Regions from separate parts of the Mus musculus genome. Here all the other regions are linked to region 1. A link is a loop called in an ENCODE intact Hi-C map of the cell type or tissue named here. Cell type or tissue: heart. All regions are shown on one strand.

Evidence for each region. Peaks named below come from ENCODE experiments on the same cell type or tissue, not always from the same donor. Only the 100,000 strongest peaks of a DNase experiment are listed, where the experiment ranks them.
Region 2: a loop joins it to region 1, with 2.4 times the contacts of the local background. A loop is called at or near these places in 2 of 42 quality-filtered maps.
Region 3: a loop joins it to region 1, with 4 times the contacts of the local background. A loop is called at or near these places in 15 of 42 quality-filtered maps.
Region 4: it touches region 1 in a loop (2.4-fold over the local background); 3 of 42 quality-filtered maps call a loop at or near these places.
Region 5: a loop joins it to region 1, with 3 times the contacts of the local background. A loop is called at or near these places in 2 of 42 quality-filtered maps.

What each region holds. Positions count from the first base shown.
Region 1 is chr1:57,426,703-57,431,702 of GRCm38, forward strand. No RefSeq gene overlaps it. Among named protein-coding and RNA genes, the nearest start is that of Gm22371, 6.8 kb to the left of the region's middle. In heart, a CTCF peak has its summit at 2,404 (motif pointing right); DNase peaks (open chromatin) are centred at 2,409 and 3,259; H3K27ac peaks cover 583 bases.
Region 2 is chr1:57,490,204-57,495,203 of GRCm38, forward strand. No RefSeq gene overlaps it. Among named protein-coding and RNA genes, the nearest start is that of Gm22371, 70 kb to the left of the region's middle. In heart, no CTCF peak of the experiment used is centred here; no DNase peak of the experiment used is centred here.
Region 3 is chr1:58,142,926-58,147,925 of GRCm38, forward strand. It overlaps Aox3 (aldehyde oxidase 3), which reads left to right. Exons shown (of 35, transcript NM_023617.2): 11 at 3,499-3,650; 12 at 4,269-4,362. Among named protein-coding and RNA genes, the nearest start is that of Gm39643, 5.1 kb to the left of the region's middle. In heart, a CTCF peak has its summit at 2,032 (motif pointing left); no DNase peak of the experiment used is centred here.
Region 4 is chr1:57,509,459-57,514,458 of GRCm38, forward strand. No RefSeq gene overlaps it. Among named protein-coding and RNA genes, the nearest start is that of Gm22371, 90 kb to the left of the region's middle. In heart, no CTCF peak of the experiment used is centred here; no DNase peak of the experiment used is centred here.
Region 5 is chr1:57,848,117-57,853,116 of GRCm38, forward strand. All of the region lies in intron 3 of Spats2l (spermatogenesis associated, serine-rich 2-like), which reads left to right. Among named protein-coding and RNA genes, the nearest start is that of Spats2l, 76 kb to the left of the region's middle. In heart, no CTCF peak of the experiment used is centred here; DNase peaks (open chromatin) are centred at 1,985 and 4,945.

The sequences.
Region 1 (5,000 bases):
AATTAGGTCCCTATTGGGCTCATTGACTGGAACTATGCTGCCTCGTTGTGTCCTTTGTCCAAGCCAGCAAGGGCAGTCACTTTGTGAACTCCACCACTTCTGAGAAGACCTTCCTGGACACCTAAGTAAAAGCAATACCAGCCCCTCTCTCAACCCTAATATGTACAAGAATGTCCACCTGTCAGTCCTTGTTATCTCTCAATCCTTGTCTGCCCTGTACGCATTAGAGTTTCTCTCTAGCACCCCACTGTATACATTCTGCTTGACTGAGCTCCATTCAGGACAGGGTTAGCTAAATGTTAGACTACTGACATTTGAGAATACATAATTCTTTTTATTTTAAGATTTATTTATTTATTTATTTATTTATTTACTTACTTACTTATTATGTATAAAACATCTGCCTGCATGTATTCCTGCAGGCCAGAAGAGGACATTAGGTTTCATTACAGATGGCTGTGAGCCACCATGTGTTTGCTGAGAATTGAACCCAGGACCTCTGGAAAAGCAGCCATTAACCTCTGAGCCATCTCTCCAGCCCCCAATACATAATTCTTTTCTGATGGTTTCTGGAAGAGCTGTCCTGTGCAGTGTAGAATATTTAATAGTTTTCTAGCCTTTGACCATTAGACACCTCTATAGAGACAACCAAAACGTCCAGACAGTGCTAAATGTTAAGTACTCATCTGAACACTTAGCTGCTGTTGTAACTGTTAATGTGAGAAACACTTAATTTATCAAAGCTTGTCAGCCCCAACAAAAGCCCCCATTTCCTCAACCCCATCTCCTTCCTCCTTACAGCAACTGACCAATCGTTCCTGACTGTCACGTGAAAGGAAAAGTATCTGCCCAGAACATCCAAGATCAAGTTCTCAGAACAAAGGAGGGACAGAGGGCAGGGGTAAGGGACAAAGACAGGAGGTAGAGGAAGAAGAGGAAGGGGACAAGGGAGAAAGGAGAAAGGAACACGAGGGGAGGGGCATTTGTCCAAGGGGAACAAAAGTCCGCCTCTAGCTAAAGAGGGGACAAATGGCAGATTACAAAGGTAAAGAGGGAACCCCAAGTTAGGAGGATGTGGTTAATTTTAATTGGACATGTTAATTAGGTGAGCCAAAGAGGGCTCTGATTGCTGAACTATAATACTTTGATAGCTGGACCTTGGTAGTCAGCCTCAGAAGTAAGTGGCCAAAAGAACGAACCTTGATGGCTAGCTTTAGGAATGTAATTTATTTTTATTTTATTTTATTTTATTTTTTTAGCAAGGCAGAGGGAATGGGGGAGAAGGGTAAGACCTGCCAGAGCCATGCCCTACATTCTAGAGCTGGCTAGAGTCCCTTCAGTGAAGCCCAGGGCCCACCAATGTGACGAGACACAGTCACCACCTATGTCAGGGATAAAAGACAGAAGCCAGAATATTCTGGCTGAATGTGTTGGTTAGCTGTGTTGGAATTCTGGCACACCATTTAAAAGAAAGAAAGAAGAAAAAAGAAATTACTTTGCTGAATTACTCTTCGTGTGTTCCTTTGTGTGACATAGAGGTTATACTTTTCCCAACACTATGAAGCAAAATTGTCTTATACTAATAGTAGTTGTCATTTATCTATTGCCTACAGTGCCCTAGGGACTCACACTCAATATTTCCAACAAGACTTCCACCTTAAAGAGGGGTTATCATTATCTTCATTTTACAGACAGGGGAATGGGGGCATGGAATGATTTACAAACTTGTCTGGGTTTGTGCCATTGGTAAAATCTAGGCTGCAGAACACTGGGCAAACAGGAGTAGGCACTGCTGTGAGAATCTTTGCCTACCTACCCACTAGAGCAGAGACTGGGAAGCAAGCGAGCTCCCAAGCGGTGCATGCGTTCCGAGTGATGGTGCCAACTTTCCTTTCTAAGCCTTAGTGACTGTTTTCAGTCCTCATCATAACAGTAACAGGATTCTCTTAGAAATTAAATGCAGCCGCATACGTGAAAGTACTTAGCTGGTTTCTGGCACACGGGTCGCTCTGAATTCCTTTTCCTTCCTCTCCATATAGCCCCATGCCCTTAGCACTGAAAGTAGATCCTGAACACCTTGGTCAGACAAGCCCACTGGGAAATCTAACCTTTAAGCGATCTGTACTTTCACAGATCAGAATTGAGCAGAGCAATCTCCCTAGAAACAGCCTGCCATGCTGGCGTCTTGTCCCACATTGCTAATGACCAACAGTACCAGCCATCAGCACTTGCCAGCTAAGCCAAAGGGGGCTTTTAAATCTGCACTGATTGGATGCCATGGGGCTGGGTTGACAAGTAGCCTCCTGCTCCATTTCTAGATGCGAGTCAGTGAATTAATAGCTTGCCCCATTGTTTTCTAACACAGCCAATTAAGTGAACAGTCTGAATGTTTTGGCCAGCAGGCGGCAGCCTTTGCTAACATAATGGTCGGTACTCCTCTGTCTGGCAGAACCCCACCAAAAACTGGGTGCCTGTGAGGTTTACATGGTGTAGCCTTTAAATTGGGACGGGGCACAAATCTTGGCAGATAGAATTCCGAGAACTGGAATGGGGGCAAACCCCGTGTTGGTTTTTATCCATCTCCAGCTGAAATGGAGAGTTTTGATTCAATTGTGAACGCAAGTCAAAGATAATTTGCAGCTCCCACTCGGGACAGCTAGAAACACTGCTCACACTCTTCATTGCTTTAAAACTGCAGTAACTGTGGAACCTGCTGCTAGCTCTTGTTATTTAGCACATTAATATAGAAGTACACATAGAACCATATCACATATCTGTTGGTTTTGTTTTGACATTTTAATACCTACCTTTTGATACCACTGGCTTGCTTTGAGTTGTTATAGACGGTTTTATTTAGTTTTAAGTGTATTTACTTTAAAGCATTTTTTTTAATGATGAGAAATCTACAGACTTCACCACTCTGTCAATAGGTCCATAATTTAAAACCAGTACCAAGAGCATCCAGTGACAAGGCTACCAGAACAGTCTCTAGAAAAAAGAGGATCAAAAGATTTTTTTTTTCTTTTTTGTACTCAGTAGCTGTGACTTTACTCTTATCCTTCCATCTTTTCCAAAGATGTGTGCCATATCTGTATGAAACTGTTTGCAGCGACGCCTGGCAGAGTACACTTTAACCTCAGGGTGAGATTTTGGCGTATTCAGATCACATTACTAACAAAAGCTTCAGTGTCTAGGATGCCTGCCATCCCTGCCTAGGGAAGGAAGAGGCACCCGCTCTTCCAGCTGCTTTCACATCTTTGTTCCGCTTGATTTATTGCCAGGGCTCAGGGATCCCCGTCGACAATTACTTCCTTTTCGGCAAGAAGCCCTGCGTTCCCTCGAAGCGTCACTTCTAGAATCTAGTCTCCTCTTCTTCCTCCCTTAAGAAATATTCTGAAATATGTTTAATAGGAGGGGGAAAAGTGTTCTTAAACACCCCCCTCCCATCTTCTTGTTTCCTTTCTCCCAAGTAAGGGAAGCCACACTAATTGGGCAGACCCAGCCTGGGGCTAGGTACATTGTCCATTTTCCTGATACTTTATCCCTGAGTGTTGTCATGGAGACTACAGGAACCAAACAAGTCCACTGGAGGAATGTTACCTAACACTTTCTCATTCTTGGTCGCTGAACCATCTTCCCAGCTGGATCTTCCAACTGCCTCTATCCCCACTGCTCCCCAGCCTTGCTTTTTCCACCCCTAAGTAAACCTGTTTTTTTCTGCTGTGCTAAAGTACCATAGTCCAGGCAACTTAAGGGAAAGAACTTGTTTTGGCTTACAGTTCCAGAGAGATAAGAGTTCCTGTTGAGTCGGGCGTCATGACGCACACCTTTAATCCCAGCACTTGGGAGGTAGAGGCAGGCAGATTTCTGAGTTCGAGGCCAGCCTGGTCTACGTCTACAAAGTGAGTTCCAGGATAGCCAGGGCTACACAGAGAAACCCTGTCTCGAAAAAACCAAAAAAAAAGTAGAGCCATGGTAACAAGCAGCAGGCACAGCCAGAGTTTGAAGACCAAACTGCAGCCATAAGCACAAAGGGAGAGAAACCAGAAACTGCAGGAGGCTCTTACTTTCAAAGTCCACCCCCAGTGACATACTTCCTGAAGCAAAACCACACCTCTCCAAACACTTTCACCAACCGGGGACTGAGTATTCATACCTGCAATTATTACAGAGGACATTTTCATTTGAACCACTGCTACATCCCGTACTCCCTAAAAAGACACCAACAGCATCTGCAGTGGCAAAAATAACAAAAACAGGAAGATGCTCTCTTATTTCTTGAAGGCTGACGCTGTCCCCGTCATGTGTCCTTTCGACCAGCCATTGAGTATCGGTAGTGCTCACCAAATCTGTATCCATAGGGAAACTGAGACTCCGATCTTTTCCAGAACTTTACACATGTATCCAGGAGAACATTCTGGATTAGGGTGAGTCCTGATTCCATTGTCTGGTTCTTTTGAGATGAGAAGAGGACGTGGAGAGAGGATGAAAATGGGCGCAGTCAGTGGCCATCACAGTTGTGAGCTGAGGAGGTCTGGGACCATCAGAAGCTGGAAGCTGGAAGTGAAGTTTCAGGGGGAACATAGATTGATCATATATTGATTTTTGGAACCATAGATTCCGGAAAGATGAAGGAAAATGATCTAGCTGTTTTGAGACACTAATTTATAGTTCTTTGTTACAACACACTGGGGAAACTAACAGGAAAGCAAACACAAAGTGTTCATTTCACGATGAAGCCAGTGAGGTGGCTCTCACTGCTCTCGCTTGTCAAATGCAGAAACCTGAGCAGAGAGGCAGAGGACTTGCAGAGATTGGCACAGCCTGTGGAGTGTTGGCATTTGAACCTCTGATCTTAGTAACCCTAATGCTTTCCTTTCACTGCCCCTGGGTGTTGGATCTAGTTATCTGTTGACTATGCCTACTGGTTAAAATGATTTACGATCCCATGATAGCTGTGTTGCCAAGGGGAATAAGGACTTTCCAGTGGATCTTCTGTT
Region 2 (5,000 bases), 64 kb after region 1:
AGATGATAAACATTGTGCAGATGTTCCCCAGGACAGTAACCCAGCCTGCCTTTGGCAGTTTCACACACAAGTGACTAAACACATCAGTTCTGGAAATACAGGGGCATGCGCTCACGGACTCTTCCTCCCTTGCAAAAAGCAGAGGCTGAGATTAATTAAAGCCAGGAGCTTGTTACTTTGAAAGATAACATAATGTAAACTGTTCCAAAATGATCTCCCTTCTAGCAAATGAGGCCTATTGGGGGAAGCCAGGGAGGTAAACTAGGGGGAAAAAAACCCATTGAATTCCCTTGGCCAAAGGTCTGCTGATTTTTATTTGCATATTCAGGCAAATATTGGATGGTCAGAGTCACATGTATTGAATGAATAACTGAGTGCCTATGTAAGAGAATGAATGATTGGAATTCTGTATTGACTAAGTTATGGATGCAAGTTGTGGTTAGCAATCCTGGCTCTGAGGCGTGGGGTTCCCATTAGGTGCTTAGCCTCTGTTAAGTGTCCTCCTTGCCTTATTATGCATTCTGTAGGTCAACACTATAAAACAGCTGTTGGTTTTTTGCCTCCGATATAAAATGATTAAGGCTGTGGTGGATTCAAGCCTAAGTCTTCTGTTCTTAGCTCACACCAGCACTGGAAGTTGCTCAGCAATGGTCAAATTCAGTGCAAGGGTCTTATTTATTTGTGGTCTTAATTGGCCATAGAATTTGCTGATACTCAATTTTGAAGGACTCTAAGCTACCACTCCTTATGTGTGTAGGTTGGGAGTTAGGCCCTGTACTGGCTAGTTTTATGTCAACTTGACACAGCTGGAGTTATCACAGAGAAAGGAGCTTCAGTTGAGGAAATGCCTCCATGAGATCCAACTGTCAGGCATTTTCTCAATTGATGATCAAGGGGGAAAGGCCCCTTGTGGGTGGTAGTCTTGGTTCTATAAGAGAGCAGGCTGAGCAAGCCAGGGGAAGCAAGCCAGTAAAGAACATCCCTCCATGGCCTCTGTATCAGCTCCTGCTCCTGCTCCCTGACCTGCTTGAGTTCCAGTCCTGACTTCTTTCAGTGATGAACAGCAATGTGGAAATGTAAGCTGAATAAACCCTTTCCTCCCCAACTTGCTTCTTGGTCATGATGTTTGTGCAGGAATAGAAACCCTGACTAAGACAGGCCCTGTCCCTTGTCCACGGTCATTTCACTGGCAGGTGGAAGGAAGACACAAACTGCAAGTGAGCTAGTATGTGCCAGCTAACTCTCACCAGGCGCTTTACTGACATTATCATGGAGATGTAATCAAAACGAGAATCAAATGAGTTGAAATAATGAATTTGGATCATTGCAGAGTTTCCAAAAATCACTTAAGCAGGCACCATGGAGGAATCAACCATGTGCCTATGACTCCCACGGTAGAAATAGACATCAAGAGGACAGATGTATGAGCAACACTATCACTCAAAGCCATGGCAGGAACACGATGAACTTGTTAATTGTGGGGTGCCTCCAGAATATTTGAATATAACATTACAAACATCGGTATGTGTCCTATGAGCAGGTTTCTGACAGCAGAGAACCTGATGATATGATTCTGGTTAAAGCTTGAAGCGGGAGTCATGAGTGATGCTGAACATGCGCTATCAATCTCTGATGACCACTGACTTGATTCCCTGAACTAATCTTGATGAGTTATACACATACACACACACACATATATATATATATACACATATACATATAATGTTGGCTATGATATATTATGTTATATATAATACATTACACAATGTATTAATATATTATATTAATATATATAAAAACAGTCAGGACTTCCAGATGAAAGTATGATCTTTGGTTATGACTGCTAACTGGGAGTTTCTGGAAGCTGCACTTCTTGCCATGAGATAATGAGGTCTCAGAGACAAAGAGAAGAAGAAACAGCAATGAGGGAAAGGGACACAGACCACAGTAGCTTCAGGTTCCCTGTTAGAGCTTCTGAGAACCTGGTTCCTTTAGCCATTGTGTAAGTGCAGTTTATCCACCCTGCAGGTGCTGGAATTGGTATCAGCTTCCTTTTTAGTCCATTAAGTTAACTTGAGCTGGATTGTCATACACAGAGGGCACTGGTCCCAGGGTTTACCATTTCCTTAGGCAACATGGGTAGAATCAGGAGGATGCTCAGGGCAGAGGGTTATGACCCTATGGACACAGTTTGCCTATTTGCCCACTAAGCATTCATTTTCGCAAATTAGAGCCTTGCCTCCTGTTTCTCTGGTCTTAGATTGTCTTTTGGGTAGTTTTCAAGATCATAAAGTCAAAGACCTCGTTTTACTATGAAAAATTGTCAACAAGAAGTTTGACAACTTGTTTTAAATCATATGTTATAAACCCTGGCTTTGAATCAATTATTATGTACTGAGGTTAGGAAAATTAATTTAATGCAAGTATAAGATAATAAAAAATGAGGAAGAACATTTTATGTCTAAAAAATCTAATCTAGTCAATAGGGAAATGTAAATGCTTGTGTTGCTTTTATGACTATTGATTGTAGCAAATCACAGATTGGAGAGACTGTCTCAATGATTGTTTTGGCACTCACAACCCTAGTCAGATTTCATCTGCTGTCACTTCCTGAAACATGGTCAAGCTGAGAATAAGACCTAGTCTTCTCGGTCAAGGCTAGATCCCCCTGTCACAAAGATGGGTGCAGGAGTGAGTGGCTCATTGTCTGGTAAAGGACTAACCAGAAACTATTAGGCAGTAAATTAGGCCCTTTGCTGAGATTTACTGATAACAGATGTGGTTAGGGGCACACCGGCTTCTCTCATTGTTAAACTGAGAGGAAGTGAGTCTACAGTGCTCTTAGACTTTTGCTGCTTTGATGAAACACCATGACCAAAATAACCAAAAGGCAAGTTGGAGAGGAAAATGTTTATTTGGTTTACACTTCCAGTTTGTAGTCTATCATTGAAAAATCCAGGGCCAGAACTCAAAACAGAATGGGAAGCTGAAGGCAGAAGCTGATGCAGAGGCCGTGGAGGGGTGCTGCTTACAGGCTTGCTCCTCATAGTTTGTTCAGCCTCCTTTCTTATGGAACCCAGGACCACCAGGGGCAGTCCCACCCACAACGGGCTGTGCTCTCCCACATGAGTCACCAATGAAGAAAATGCCTATAGCAGGATCTTACAGAGATGTCTTATTTTCAGATAACTCTACCTTATGGCTTAAAACTAGCCAGCACAAATGCCATATACCAGTTGCTTTTGATCAGATGGGGAATGGAGTCGATGAAGAATATATTTTCAGTTGAGGGAAAACATACACTAATAAAAATAGGTAAGAAAAGAGAGAGAGAAGGTATGTGTGTGTGTGAGAGAGGAACTGACTTGGTAGGAGATTTGTCCTATCTCTAAGTTCTTCCATTTCTGAGCAGAGACCTATATCCTCTGCTTCTTCCTGAGAGCCAAAAATTGTTACAATTTTCTAAAGTTATTTGAAAGTAAGTCCAACATCTAAAAAGAAAAGGAAAGTTTGATTGCATCAGTGATACCATCCTTTCTTCATTAGCTGCCTGCAATCATCTGAGTTAATACCCATTTATCAGTGCCAAAAGAAAATCTGAGGCTACCTTTAAATTCAAATGCATACGTGATGGGAAGGGGCAGAGAACACTGTACTAACATCATGCCATATTCCAAACCAAATTTGGACTCTACATCTAACTGACAAAAAAAAAAAAAAAAAAAGAAAGAAAGTTTCAGAAAAAAACCCTCAGAAGGTTTCAGAATATAATCTTAGGCTGGAATAAGCTTTCAAAAACCAATCTACTCAGAAACAAGGAAAACACTGACATTTTGGCTAAGAAAATACTTAAAACTGTCAGAATATGCAAGCTGCTACTAACAAATTTATTGGAGAATGTTTGCAAAAATGTTTAATTATTATAGATTGTCATCTATATTACATACGAAGTTTCTCTAAGTGTATGAGCAAATAGTTCCTAGGAGGAAGACAGATAAAATAAATAACTTAAAAATAAGCAACTCCAGGGAGAGGGGAGAAGGGGGAAAGAGAGGGAGGGTGGGAGAGGGAGAGAGAGAGGAGAGTGAGGAGAGTGATTTTAATCTTTCAGTGCAAGGAACAAGGCTGAAGGTTTAAAGTAAAATTGGAAAAAAATATTGGAAAACATAGCCTTTTCTTTGAGAAATTTCCCCTGTGTTGGCAATGTTTTATCCTTCTTTGCAGGCCCGAAGCACTAATATATAATATTTCTGCCTCACAGTCAAGCAGAACCCACAGAAAACCCCTTCATGTTACAGGATAGCAACCACACAATGCCTATGTCCCTTCAGTTACTGGCTTCAGTATTTGCTTTCCCCAGGGCTGGGTCTATTGCTTTGTTTTGTGTCTGAGACTTACTCCTTTATATTCCAAGCCTTACCTAAAATATATCCATAGACCAGACTTTCAATAGATGTTTGGTAAGTGGATAACAAGTCCGTGTTAGGTCGTGGTGGACACTGTTAAAAATCAATACTTATATTCTGTAGGAAAGTGTCTAACTTTCTCTCTCCTTTCAACTAGAGATATTGATTGACACATATCATTTTATTCATATGAGAAAGTAGAGAAACTGGCAGGGAAAATTCTGTATTTTATCAGTTGTGACATACCATCTTTGGGTGTTTATTTCTATACATAATATCATTCCTACAGCATGATAAAACTAAGGTGCTTTTGTTTTTTTGTTTTGTTTTGTTTTGTTTTGTTTTGTTTATTCAGCCAGTGAACAATTCAACTGTGGAGAAAGAACGTCTCTGGCTGCCAAATGCAAACCTTACTGCTGCATCATTTCATACCTGAGAAGCATAAGCATGAAATCTTACAGGAAGGGTGTCAGTGGCTTCAAAGGTGCACTAGCATCGGCAGACAGGTGACAGCCAGAGAAGCCCTATAGGAAAACACCAGCAATGATGGGTCAAAAGTCATTTATGGGGCCAGGGAGTGGCTCCATTATTAAA
Region 3 (5,000 bases), 720 kb after region 1:
TCCTGAGTTTAGGAAATCCTGAAAAACTTTGCACATCCTGTCTTGAGATTCAACTTTTTCCGCAGAGAACTAGGCCTCGAATAATTTTTATTGATTTGCTCAGACTCTCATCCTGCTATGTCTAAGGTCCCCACTCCTTGAAGAGTACCTTCCCTGTTGTCTTCACTCTGGCAGCTGAGAAAATGGCTACCCTAGACTCCATCTGGTAGACACCCTCAGTTCTTTCTCCAGGGCCACAGAACTGATTTCAGGGAATGCCCACAGCTCTCCAACAAGGAGAAGCTCAATGGCCCTCCTGCACGAGATCGTACTCAATGCTTTAGGTAAATGCTAGTCCATGAAAAGTGCAAGGAGAATAAAGCCATGTCCCAACATTCATTTTTCAGTTCCTTTTCAAGTTATCGAGTTTCTCCCATGAGCCAGGTACAGGGCTGTGAGCTGGCTGATACGGTCTCCCAAGAAAGACACGGTTTCTTCCCTCAGCATTAATCACACAAGCAGCAGATATGAGAGGAAGCCTTCAGATGATGTGATGCTGTGGGTGCTGTTAGTCATATTTTATCTTCTGCAGAGTCTTCCTCCACAGCTAACAGGAGCCTTCAAAATGGTGCTAAGTTTAGGATTGCGACACTTTCAGTGCTTTTCAAGCTTCAATTAAAAAGAATCTTGGACTTTTCTTTTTAAGGAAGGAATAATACAAAGGTAAATAGAAATTTGTTAGTGGAAAACCAGATACAAAATTACTAGCATCAGATTGAGAGTTGTATGTGTCCATGTTCTTCTCAACATGTTGTGTTTTTCCTATTAACGGATACATTTAATAAAGGGAAGGATATTTTTTCTTTTTTTTTTTTTTTTGGTTTTTTTTGTTTTGTTTTGTTTTGTTTTTGTTTTTGTTTTTCGAGACAGGGTTTCTCTGTATAGCCCTGGCTGTCCTGGAACTCACTTTGTAGACCAGGCTGGCCTCGAACTCAGAAATCTGCCTGCCTCTGCCTCCCGAGTGCTGGGATTAAAGGCGTGCACCACCACGCCCGGCTATGGGAAGGATATTTTTAAATGGTGCCTTTTGAACCAGACTTAGTAGCTCATATCTGTTATCTCAGCATCTGAGAGATTGAAATTGGAGGGTTTCTGTGAATTGGAGGCCAGCCTAGGCTATTCTATAGTGAATTCCAGGACAGTCTGAGCTGTAGAATGTCTCTGTCCCTGTCTGTCTGTCTGTCTGTCTGTCTGTCTGTCTGTCTCTCTCTCTCTCTCTCTCTCTCACACACACACACACACACACACACACACTTGTCATCCTGTTGGAGCAGCTTGTGCAGAAGAGCATGCGCTGTGCTGGGGAACCTCCTACCTGACCGGCACGATCCTGGCAAGCCTCATCTTGGGGTAACTGAGAACCTGGAAACAATACACAGGCGCACATACTAGGTTTGTCATGGTTGCCATCCTCAGCCCTGGTTTCAATGCTGCTGAGTCATGTCACAGCCCTGTCTCTGAGCACTCAAGTCAGACAGTCTTCATCTTGCCAACAAATGGATCCTCGTGCAGTAAGCGTTCTTTCAACATCCACTGGGCTGTAAATAGATCCCTGATCTATAGTTTCCAGTGGCCTAGATCACTATTTGTTCAATGATAAATCACAGCCAAAGGAAGGCAGGCCAAATAGGTTGGCAGCCTGAGTTCACAGTGTGAGATGAAAAGCCACGCGGGGTAGAGAGGCGGACAAGTAAACAGATCTCATCTCTCTAGATGAATCTTTGGACTTGTGAGCTGGGCTGTTTATTCTAGGTTAACTGACTGGATAAACATATCAAAACCTGACCAAAAGGAATTCTGCCGGGAGGCGAATCATCCACCACACCCATTAACACCAACTGAAGCAACCCTGCCTTTCTCCAGGGAGGGAGGCAAGCAAGCCCTGTGAGACAAGAGCCTGCTTACTGCAGATTCTTGTCTCCACAGCCCTTTTGCTTAACGTACCAAAAATTACATCACGAGCTCCCTCTGCTGAGCGTACACTGATAAATCAGAACCTAAAACATTTGTGTTCTGGGAAAGGTAAGCAGTTATAAATTAAAAGTTTCTCTATAGGAAGTCCAAGACAGGGTGTCACATACAAAGCAGAGAAGTACTAGCTGAACATTTCTGGTTTCCCGACAAGATTTTCTAAGCGTGGCTGCTGGTGGGCTGGTGATACACAAGGACCAGAAACCTCACCAGGAAGAGCTTGCACATGCATCTTCCTAGCACTTAGCAGAGCTGAAATCACACCATTTATTGCTTGCCCGGTTTTCTCCTTCCCTACCGGATGCTGACTTAAGAGGAGACCTTGTCTATATTCTCTGCCCTAGGATGACGAGCACAGCAGATGCTCAGAAACAGCTACACAGTGGATGAGGCAGGTCGAAATTTATTCATAGTGTCTTTTAAGGTAGTCCTCCAACTAGAGAACGATAGAATACTAGTCACACAAGGACAGATGCGTGTTTACTAGTAAGTAATAAATGAGAAAGGCAAGGCTGGGAAGATGGCTCAGTGGTCAAAAGCACTTGTGGTCCACACAAACCTGAGGACCAGTGTTTGGACTTCCAGAAACATGAGTGGGTGTATGAATGGCCTGCCTTTAATTCTAACTTTGGAAGGCAGCAACAGAAGATCCCGAGAGCAAACTGGTTATCAGGATTATCCATATAAGCAAGCTCTGGGTTTGACTGAGAGACTCTGCCTCAATAAATAAGGAGGAAAACTGATAGAAGACGATCCTAAAATCTTATATGTGCACACATGTGCCAGCACAGATACAAACAAGCACACTCACATGCACATGAAAATGGAAGGAAAAATAAATAAATGTGAGGGCACCTGTGGACAAGGGAATGGAATCCAAGTTCAACTTTGAAATGGGAAGGGTTTGGTATGAACCAAGGAAAGACGTGTTGTGCAAGTCATCAGAGATACAGTGGTCTGAAAGCAGGTCTTCATACTGCCGCACTGGCACTTACCATCTGCTGCTGAGGGGAGACGTCACACAAGCTACATGGAAGATCACGGCTATGACCAGGGCTGTACAAGAGAGGCACATGATGTGTTAGGGAGCAGGTTAACAGGGCAGCCTGATGAAACTACAACTTGGGAAGGCAGATCCCAGAGCAGGTAGGTGGGAAGCAGCAGATGGAGAAGGTGGCGGCTTCGTGAACAGAACACCAGGGGCAGAAAACAGCGCCTGATGCTAAGTCACAGACTGGGCAGAGGACAGCAGACAGCCCTCAGCCCTCACGAGGGAGTGAGCGCTGGCTGTCCTGGTGTGTTCGGGTGCCTTTCAGGGATCATGTAGTATTTTTGCTCTCTCTTCTTCATATTTATAAGGTGATCTAGTGAGCATGTGGAACCTCCTGAGTGGGAAAGACAGCATCATAATCAACTCTTGACGTCGTTCCTCACTTTCCCCCTCACTCCCCGGCTTCCAGAACATTAACAAAGCGCTCTCACTCTCAGGGCTGACACTGGGCGCAGGCCTCAGCCTGACCCAGGTGAAGAACGTCTTGTCTGACGTGGTCTCCAGACTCCCTAAGGAGAAGACGCAGATATACTGTGCTCTCCTGAAGCAGCTGAAGACCCTGGCTGGGCAGCAGATCAGGAATGTGGCCGTAGGTTCTCTGCAACCCTCCTCTGGGTGGGGACTCTTTAAGGAGGGAAGATAGCATTCATCACTCTTTCTGTTTCTGGCTGTATCCATTTGTGGTTTCCACACGGCTGAATGAGAGGTTGCCCACTTCTAGATCCCTGTGGAGTAAGCCACTTAAATGACCAGGTTGGTGTGCAGGGACGTCTCTGGCCCCACACTCATAGTCCCACCTCCCACCAATACTTAGACGCAATTTGTGTGGCTTCCTTTAACCATGTTTTTGTCTGCTGCCGTGCAAGCCTCATGTGCATAACTGGAACAATGTCCGCATCCATAAATCTCAACAAGCACCTTCCTAATAGAGGTGGCGTTTGCTGTGTTCCTAATAGAGGTGGCGTTCACTGTGTTCCTATTTTTTTTTGGGGGGGGGTGTTGCTATTGTTGTTGTTTTGGGGTTTTTTTGTAAATAATTAAAAGGATAAGCCGTTGCTGTAAACATTTCAGATTTTGCAAGAAAACCTGGAGCCCTGCTGGCATGTTTTATTCTAATTGCTGAATTATCCTGAAAAGAAACACTAGGCTCAGCGGACTTCAGCGCTCACAACAAAAGCCTGGGGATGCTTACAAATCTTTCCTTTAGTCCTTAGGTGGTCATATTATCAGTAGACTGCCGACCTCTGACCTCAACCCTATTTTGGGCATAGGCAATTGCATCCTCAATGTTGCCTCAACAGGTAAGTGACTGAGTTCCCTTCTAAGTACAGGTGACAGTTTCCCAGACACTAGCCATAGAGACGTGGGGCGACGGGAGCTCACTGTTTATACTATTAACCCAGTGCTGAGGTTTCAGTCTGTTGTGGAAAGACCTAGAAGCACACACATCAGGAAGATAGTAAGCAAATGGCACACTTCAAGAAAGCCAGAACTGTCAGTAAACCCACCGCTACTTGATTTGTCCTTTGATCTGGTTGTGTTAGGTATTTACATAATTGTCAACCTGATAGGCTCTGTAATCAGGAAGAGACACGCTTTAGGAAGATCTGTAAGGGATTGTCTAGCGTAGTCTGCAGCTGGGCATGCCTGGGAGTGACTGTCTTGGTCAGGTTAGTTGGGATGGAATGACCCACCCTAGTGGAGGGCCACGTCATTCCCTTGGCTTGGGTTCTGTACTGAAGAGGGAGGAAACTTAGCCCAGCAGGTAAGCATTGCTCTCTGTTGCCTGTCTACACCACGAGAGCAACAATTCCAGCCTCATGCCATCTAGCTTCCCCATTATGATGCCCTTTGCACTGTTAGCCCTTTCTCCCCTACGATGTTTTGTGCAGACACTTTGTCACAGAGACAGAGGATGCTACCAGGACACAGATCATCG
Region 4 (5,000 bases), 83 kb after region 1:
TATGCTTTTTTTCATACTATTTCTTTTTGAAAATTAAAAACCTCCCTTGTATCATCAAGGATTTAAGGAGCTTTACAAGGATACATGGGGGGAAAAAAAGTAGCAAGCCAGCATAAATTAGAACTATGTGAGGAGCCAAAGGAGAAAACAAAGACAGGGACCTCAGTGGAGCCAGGGGCCCTGGAACACCCAGGGTGCTCTCTGAGCTTTGCCCTCTCTCCTCAGGAAAAAAAAAATGCTACAGATAGTTTTGCATCCACATTGTTTATCGTGCAATCTCTAGCAGTGCCACCAGCAATCATAGAGATACCTTCATGTTCCTGAGGACCACTGACTTGCCCAAATTTTAATCAAGGATGCTGTATAAGTCAAGGACAACCTAATTTACTGTGTGCTTTGTTATTTAAAGATGGATAGATTTAATCATCCCATACATATTCTTTGTAAATTAAGGGCAAGCACGCTACATGTAAAATATTAAAAAATTCAATAAATCAAAATAAGTAGGAATCCACCCATCCTGGTTCTATAATGCAGTCAGTTAAGCAAGGAAAGCATTCAGGGGTGTGAGACTGGGATCTGGAGCACGCTGTCAGGAAGGAAAACACCACCCAGTCACGACCTTGAGTAGTGTAGACTCAAGCTTCCGGGTCCACCCTGAGTGAGGAGTCCGGCCTGATCTTGAACAAGGCTATTCTTTTTAAAGTCTTACGTTCAAAAAAAAAGTCAACATTTGAAGCCAGTTTCACATCTGTGGTCCAGTGGAGAGCAGAGGTTGTGAATGAAAAGTGTTCTATTTGCAAAGAAGTGAAAGCACCCATATCCATCAAGGATCCAGACAAGATCCAGTCTAGCTTCATTGTTTGCTAGGCGTCTCATCCAAGACCCACCCCCAAATACATGTTCTCTCTCTCTCTCTCTCTCTCTCTCTCTCTCTCTCTCTCTCTCTCTCTCTCCCTCTCCCTCTCCCCCTCCCTCCCCCTCTCCCTCCCCCTCCCCCTCCCCCCCCTCTCTCTCTCTCTCACACCCACACACCTTCACGTAGATTCACCCACATGTTCATACCCTGCCCCAGCCCACACATGCGCATCATAGGACACTGCAGAAGCGATCACTCTCTGTAGCCCTCAGTGTAAGCTGGAACTCCCTACAGTGGTCTCTCCTTTCCATCCCTGCTGCCCCGTCTTTCCACAACAAACCCTACTTGTCCCTACAAGTCAACCTAAATGTCACTTCCTCCTGAAATCATTCGTGCAGGATATGGACTGGCAATGTCCCTTAAACGGCAGCTTTCATAACTTTGCTCAAAGCAGTACACAGAAGAGATGTGTTACCATAACATTCGACTAACACAATTTGGAGAGACTACTGTGTCAGAGGAGAGCTGCCAGGGGCGCCACCACACCTCAGCTGCCTGCCACTGAGTTTCACACAGTGTGAGAGCCCAGCACAGAGAAATCAGCAGAGATTAGGGAACACTGACGGATGGTAACAGATGGGGTATTTATTTATTTCAAATCCTTTTTTTTTTTTTTCTGGGAAAGCCACATGAGATATATATCTTATTTCCAGAGAAGATTCAGAGGGAAACAGCTGTCATGTGGTTTCATTCCAAAACTCTTTAGTACAGAACAAACAATATGAGGGAGACTAGACAGCCTGAAGAGCAGACCTCCAACAATACAGACCCACCTCAATGGCAGTTCCCTGTCTCCTGTAACTTCCCAACCTAAAGCGAAATTCCCTCCAATAAACCAGCGCAATGACCTTTGAGTGTTAAATAAGGCTTCACACTCTGCAACTGTGATCAAAATATTCCCATGCTGGGTTCCCTCCCTCCCCCTTCCAAATGGAACCAAAGTGCTTTCAGAAAATTTATGGAATCCTTGAAAACCTAATGGTCCCTCAGTAGCCTTGGGTAAGCTACTGAAAATTTTAATTTCTGCTAACCTGCCTGCAGCTGAAAACAGCAAAGGAGATGCTTTCCTGTGGGCTCCCATTTGGGTTTCCGTGTTTCGTCAGAGTGTTCCACACTCTTGCAAAGCAGGCATGGTAGACAAGATTTGCACGGACCTACACATCTGTGGCACTGACTTGGTCATTCCTTGTATTTTCCTGGAGTAGGAGACCTCCCAGGTGCCTCCTGCTTTCTGCTTTTTTTTTTTCTTTTTTTTTTTTTTTTTCCTTTGGTTTTTCCAAGACAGGATTTCTCTGTATAGCCCTGGCTGTCCTGAAACTCACTTTGTAGACCAGGCTGGCCTTGAACTCAGAAATCTGCCTGCCTCTGCCTCCCGAGTGCTGGGATTAAAGGCATGTGCCACCACGCCTGACTTGGTTATTCCTAAGCCATAGGTGGTTTGCTCTTTAAAACGTCATTCAGCAGATTTTTTTGAACCAGGATGAAAAAGTGGATCTGTTTCTGAGTTTCATAATTGGAAACAGAAGAATAGCTACTAAGGCTTACATATAATTCTTTTTAAATGCTGTGTCTATGCATCTAAACATTTGCTTGGTTGTTTTGTTTTGTTTTGTTTTACCTTCCTACCCAGAATCTGTTCCCTACCCTACCATTTTCTTTTAGACAATGACACCCAATGTCCTTTTAATGAACCATTTCTCTTACTTTTGTGGGGCCACCCTTAGGGATGTGCTGCCCTCCTCTGGCCCGCTCATGAGCTGGCTAGACCAATGTTGAGGATGGTTGGCATTGACCCATCCCAGAGCTGGGACCCTGATGAGGCAAGCTCCTGTTAGGAGCCAGATAGATCTTGTTCTCTCACATCCCTTGATTGCTGCTCCTTCCGTTCATGAGGTTCTACTGCTTTTGCAATACACTGTTTATCTTGGTTGGTAAACAGGAATGGGTAGCGGGGATTTAAAAATCAAGGAATTCATACTATAAAAGTATTGGAAACAAGATGTGATATTTAAGGAAAAGGAAAGGATACTTAGGAGAGAATGCAGTGACTTATGAGAGAACACAGTATGGCCCAACAGGATTGTTGGGCCAAACCATGCAAAGACTGGTCCCGGGCAAGGACCACGCTGCTGCCATCAGCCTTTATCAGTGCTGCTCTGGGCTCTACACTCTGGGAGTTACTGAGACAATTGGTATCTTTGAATGATGAACATGATTTTCTCCCTGCCAACAGAGCAGAACATCCCACACAATTCAAATATTCAACACATGCATGAGTTAAGGTCTCATGTTGCACACCAGCTCCTCAGGGGAGCCCCAGCGAGAGCTGCCATTTCAGCTGCAATAGTGGATGGCTGAGTTCAGCAGAGCAGATTTCAGCACATTTAGGAGATACTCAACTCTCTGGCAGACGACGCCTATAATTTTCAAAAACAGAAATGATTGCATGGGGTCAGAAATGAGTCAGAAGTGAGGACTGTGAAAAAGATTGCATATAATAGAGGATAGAATGCCAAATTAACAAATAAACCTGCATAGAATATAAAACAAAATGATGGATTGCCATTCTTCTTTACATAAGATGAACTATTAATTTCTCTTCACATTAGAGCTCTGAGCCAGAGGCCCTGCCAGAGCAGGATCTGCCTTCCTGACCCACAGGAACTATGAGATGATAAGTGTTTACTATAAGCATGCCACAGTTAGAGTAATTCATTATGTAGCCATTGATAACTATTAAACACTCCAGTAAGAAGGCAGAGATTTTCCTATTGGATTAAAAAGCAAGATTCAAATATTTGCCACCTGTGACAGACATATTTTATAAAGATATAAGTAGGTCAGAAGTGTGTGGGAGATATCCTGGGCTCATGGTGTCCCAAAGACAGCTGGAGTGATAAACCTAACAACAAATTGAGTCGATTTCAGAGCAAAACTATTGCTGTGGAAAGTAAAGGTTATTTCATAATGCTGAAGGAATCAATTCAAGATGCTTTAATAATCCTAAATGTTTATGTGCTTAATCATGAAGCTTCCAAATATATAAAGCAAAAAGCTGGTAGAACTGCAGAGGGAATGAGATCCTTCCCGATTACATGGGAAATGCAAAGTCTTCTAATGGTAATTGATACTTTTGTATCAATTACTACTGAAAATTTCTGTAAGGGTTTAAAGAGCTTGAAAAAGACATATAACCTAATTGACATTTACAGAGCTCTTTACCATCAGCATCAAAGTGCACATTCTTTTGAAATGCACACAGAATATTTATTTACATAGGAATTCTGAGCTGTAAAAAGGCTAAGTAGGTCTTAAAAGATTTGAATCATACAAAACACATTCTCTGATTATACTAGAATTATATCTGAGATCAATAAGAGAAAGAACTCAGGACAGGAAAATCTCCTTCTATTGAGACACTAAGTAGCACACTTCTAAAAAACGCATGGGACCAAGAAGCAATCAAAAAATGAACTCAGAATGCATTTTGAATGGAATAAAAATGGAAACATGGCATATTAAAATTTGGGGGATAAGCCGGGTAGTGGTTGTGCACGCCTTTAATCCCAGCACGTTGGGAGGCAGAGGCAGGCAGATTTCTGAGTTCCAGGACAGCCAGGGCTACACAGAGAAACCCTGTCTCAGAAAACAAAACAAAAAAATTGGGGGGATAGAATTCGAGCAGTACTTAGAATGAAATATATACAATGCTAAATAATCAATATTAAGGAAAACAAAGACAGTTTCTAATCAATGATTTCAGCCTCCTCACTAGCCAACCAGAAGACCAACAGCAGATGAAAACAAATATTAGTATTAAAAAAATGGTTGTAGCTGAGGTAGTGAATGGAAAACATTAGGAAACCCGCCTCCTCCACATTATTTCTGCCAGGCATTTTATCACAGCAATGGGAGAAGTAACAAATACAGTTGATTTCACATTTGATAGCTACCCAACACATTTACCATATTAGCACACCAAGGATGCAGAAGCACAGTCATCCTAGGAGCTGTAGAAAAGTCCGAAGACAAAACCCAGGATCTGCTCTTGATATAGTCTCCCTGAATTACATATAGGGAG
Region 5 (5,000 bases), 420 kb after region 1:
CGCAACCTTAAAAGCATGAGAACTTAAAAAAAAAAGAACCCATGAGATTGTAAATCTGAGACCTCAATAATTAATAAGTGCAGAGAGGTGACACTGGCCCAGAGCACCAGAGGGAAGTTCAGGCAAGAGGAACCCTTCCTGGTAGTAAATGCAGATCAACTCTCCACTTCACAAAAGAATAAGTATTTTCCTCCTCGGTTGGCATGCAAGCACCCCACTGTGCATGGAAGACTGGACAGTGAGTCTCTGAACTAGTTGGAAGGTGATCTACATAGAGAAGTAGCCTGCTACATCAAGCCCGTGCCCTTTCTGCAGGTGAATGGTCAGCTTCCCGCCACTCTAAGAGTCCCCATCAACTCCGGGTGCCTTTTCTGACTTGCAGTGCCCAGGAGCTACAAAGGACTGTAAAGGTCATTGAATACATCCACCTTTTCTCCGCACTCAGAGACCTGAGGCTCACATGCCAGGCCTACATGAGGCCCTGTCAGGATGAAAGGCATCCTTTACAGACAAGTGCGGCTTCCTCAGCTCCCCTGCCCAAGCCTGGCTCCTTTCCTATCTACTCCTACTGCATGTCGCTCTGGGATGATGGATGTCAGGTGGAAGATGAAATGAGTCAGTCTTTCAAAGGTAATAGCATGCCCTGAACTAAGAAAAACTGCAGATGTCTCTTAAGATGTTCCTATTCAGGAAGACCGGTGGACATTCTTTTGGCAAAAAGTGGGACCTTCAAGACTGTTGGTACGATAGTTCAGAGTCCCCGAACTCTGACAGTTACTGTGAGCTGAGGCAGCAGGGCTCGGTTTGAGTCTCGGTCCTCTTAACTTTTTGCAGGTTTTTGACTTAGTCTCTTTGTGCTCAGTGCTCACAAGTATAGAATGAAACGAGTTCTAGTTTCTACCTCGAAGTTAAGAGGGATAAATAAAAATTTAAAAAAAATAACCCAAAAACCAAATGAGTTGGGTCTAGATGTAGCAGAGTCCTGACACATTACGAGCTCTCTGTAAGTGTGCTAAATGATATTGATAACCTTAGCAAAAGCACCACGCTTCAGTTCGTAGGAAATAACCCTGTTTATCCATCCAGGCTTCTGTGGGGTCTCTGACCATGAGCCTGGCTGAAACCCTGATTGCCACCTTCCTTCTCCCTCAGCCCAGCTCCTGAGTCACCCAGTCTGTCATGTGGCAGACTATTTGCATTTCTAACAAGTCCTCAGTGGTGAGGACATTCCTTGGGGAACCCCCATCCCCAAGAACCACTGCTCTGGTACAGTACTTTGCAGTAGAACATATGCATGCCCACAGACACGATTTTGAATTTTGTAGTAGACATGCTAAAGGAAATATATAAATAAAAGGAATGGATTTAAAAATTGGGTACTATGCTTTGCTTAACTTATCTATTTTATTATTTTAACATACAGGCAATATAAAAATATGAATGAGACAGTTTATATTCTTTTTGTGTTAAGTCTGTAAATTCCTGGAACTATTTTATATTTCTAGCACATTCCAGAGCAGCTATATGGGACATCGAGCTGGAGAGCAGTTGTTTTTCAATCACAACCTCAGCTCCTCTGGACCACCCAAACCTCTCTTTTCCAAATACCTCAGTTGAGGAGTTTCTGGTCATTAGGCAAGACACCTGAAGGGTCTCTAACCTGTCCCATCATGAAGTTAGGACACTTACTGTCCACTCACAATGATAACTTATTACTCTAGCAATATCCCCAGATAAACAGTCTGATTGTTATGTTTTTTTGTTTTTGTTTTTGTTTTTTTACAAATTGTGCCTCAGTAGCAGTCATTAAGATCATTTTCTTAAGTTTCTCTCCTGGCTACCTCTGGTTCTCCGAGGCCACTTCAGACAGTGTGAACAACCTGAGAACAAGAAACTAAACCGGAGAGCCATCCTGGGTTCCAGAGAAACAAAAGTGAAACCAAGTCCCATCAGGGCCTCCACAGAGAGCCAGGGCAAATGCTAATCAGCCAGGCATCTCAGGACACTCTTGGAAGTTTTCCTGTTTCCATGACTGCAGGAGAAACACAAATATGTGAACTTGGGAGTAGGCAGTTGATCACACTGACATACCCAGGAAACTTCATTGAATTATGCCAATTAGAAATGCTAAGGTAAATATATTTGTCAGGATTCCTACTACTCGGCTTTATTTCTCATAAAAATGTTTCCTTTTGTTTGGAAGCTCGCAGGTTTCAGAATGGCATTAAGGCATGCTAAGTAAGGGCATCACTCAGCGGGTACTTCAGTTTGATAGAACTTCATGCCTGAAGTGGTCCGTGTTAACCATATTTATGTTTTATTAATTTTACTCTGGAGGAGTGTGGAGATGATATATTAAAGTGGTGAATTCTTTCCTTTGTGACTGATGTCTTTGCCTAATAAGTATTTTACAACTTTCGTGGTCTTTATTTTTGTCTAGGGTATATACTAAAATATATGATAAAACATATTTAAAATGGTATTATAGCTATCCAAGTTATAATTTTAAGAAAAAAAATCTTAAAACATTAACTAAGCTTTTGAAACGCTACGTGAATAACAGCATTTAGATTTTGGGGCGTCTTTGTGCTGGCTGATAGACTGGCCGGGAACACGGTTTCGTAGACTAGAGTACAGTTGTTATGTCTCAGAACACCAATGCTGAGGAAAAATCATTAGGCAACTTCATTGTTGTACAAGCATCATGGAGTACATGTACACATGTCTATATTGTGCAGCCTCTTCCACAGATCACATGTGTGTCATATGCCAACCTGTATGTAGCTCACCATTGACCAGTGCCATATGCGGTACAAGCCTACAGTTAGGCCCCAGTAACACTGTTTGTTCCAAGAATAGCTTCAAGTGCTAATAAAAATTAGAAACCAAGTGAGAGTTTTTTCTTTGAAGAATTCAGAGTTCTCTCTGCCTTGTAGACTTGAAGCTCTTGTGATCAACAAATGTTAAGGAATGAATCATGCATCACATTGATCCATAATACACTACCAGGTGTCATAACCAAGCAAGGATTAGAGGAATTGGGAAGACCTTTTGTCTCTAAAGACTCACCAAAGGACCAATTCAACACTGAAGGCTTCTGTCTGCAGCTTGTGGGGCTGTCGGTTCCCATGGTTGGATGCTGGCCTTTGTCATAGGCAGGCTGGTAAAAATGGGTCTCTTGGAGGGCATGTTCCTTTACTATCGAGAGTAAACAAGGCTGAGATTAAAGAGACTGACTGGTCAGATGCAGTTCATAGCAGGAAACAGAGTCTCAAAGGCTGAGGCCACAACACAGTTCATCCTCACAGGAGACAGGAATGAGTCTGCTCCCATGGTGCACGAAGCATTGCAGAGGCCAAGTGTGCTTCTGAGCACCAGGCAGGACAGCACCAACTGAAAGGCGCAAACACTTGTGTGTGTGTGTGTGTGTGTATGTGTGTGTGTCTGTGTGTCTGTGTGTGTGTGTGTGTGTGTATGTGTGTGTGTGTATGTGTGTGTCTGTGTGTGTCTGTGTGTCTGTGTGTGTGTGTCTGTGTGTGTGTATGTGTCTGTGTGTGTGTGTATGTGTGTGTGTGTATGTGTGTGTCTGTGTGTGTCTGTGTGTCTGTGTGTGTGTGTCTGTGTGTGTGTATGTGTCTGTGTGTGTGTGTATATGTGTGTGTGTGTCTGTGTGTGTGTGTATGTGTGTCTCTGTGTGTGTGTGTGTATGTGTGTCTGTGTGTGTGTGTCTGTGTGTCTGTGTGTGTGTGTGTGTGTGTGTGTGTGTGTGTGTGTGAGCGTGAAGCCGAAGTTCTCCCTCACCAGCCCATGGTGCCCCCAGCGGCTATCCTGATCAGTAGAACCCAACTTCGTAGCTAGCGACTTAACTCATAATTTTTAAAGGCAAAGTAAAATTTTGATCTGTTTAGCTTGAAGCCCTTCAATTAGTTTCTATAATTGGAGATCTGGGCAATTTCCCAACCTTCTAGTGTATACCAGCCAACAGAAAGATGTGGTTTGGAAGGGACACTAGAATCTACACAGAAAGAAGACCCTGCAGGGGAAGCCCTTCACACAGGGCCGGGGTGAGGACCAGCTCCTACCATTATTCCTGTCTTCACATCTGAGAAGCCTACATAGCCCCAATCCACATTTGTAGCCAGTATTGCCTTTCATGGAAAAACAGAATCCTACTGGCATTAGTACTTAAGAAGAGCCTCTGTTGGATTGTACTGTGAGGTCAGTGAGCAGAGAAATTGCCAAGCAGGAGTGTGTGTGTGTGTGTGCGTGTGTGTGTTGGTGTCATGCACGAGCCTTATCTTGTGAACATATCTTACCATCAGCACTGGTGCCACTTTCTTAGAACTTAGGAACATCTGTTCACTGGGATCTCTCCCTGGCTCCCCTACGGATTATAACTCTTCAGCTTCAGAAAATGCTACATATCAAATCTAAACTTTAAAGCCCAAATGCCAAAACAAAACCAAACTTCTTCCACCAGGTTTCACAGGTCTATAATGGTAAAAGTAGATGTGTCGAGAAAAGCCAGCTGGCGTAGCTCTGGCTCACAGGCTTTTCCTATCAAATGACACCAAAGCAGGTGTCACCATTCACTTCCTGCGTAGCTCTGTATGTGTATGTCTTAGTGACCCGCCCATATGTACACAGTCACACACCCAAAAAAGCTAGGTAACCGGAGATGTTTACGTAATGCCAGAACTTCCATCTAGATAAGACAACCAAACTGGTGTCTGCTGAGTGCCCTCTCTGTAGATGTCTTGCAGGCATAGTGCCGATGAAGGTTTCACTTTCCATGGCTATAATCAGAAAATCCCTGCCCAGCTTCCCTGTTCATTGTTAGAGACAACCAGAGAATAATTGTTTCCTGGAACCATTCAAGGGCAGGAGTAAGCCAGAAAAAAGTGGAAGTCTGATTTGCCAGCTAGTACATTTGCTGTCTCCCTCATGCCAACTTTGGGGGCATAGCATTTGCCAAACGAAAGAGGTAAGAGGTATTTTTC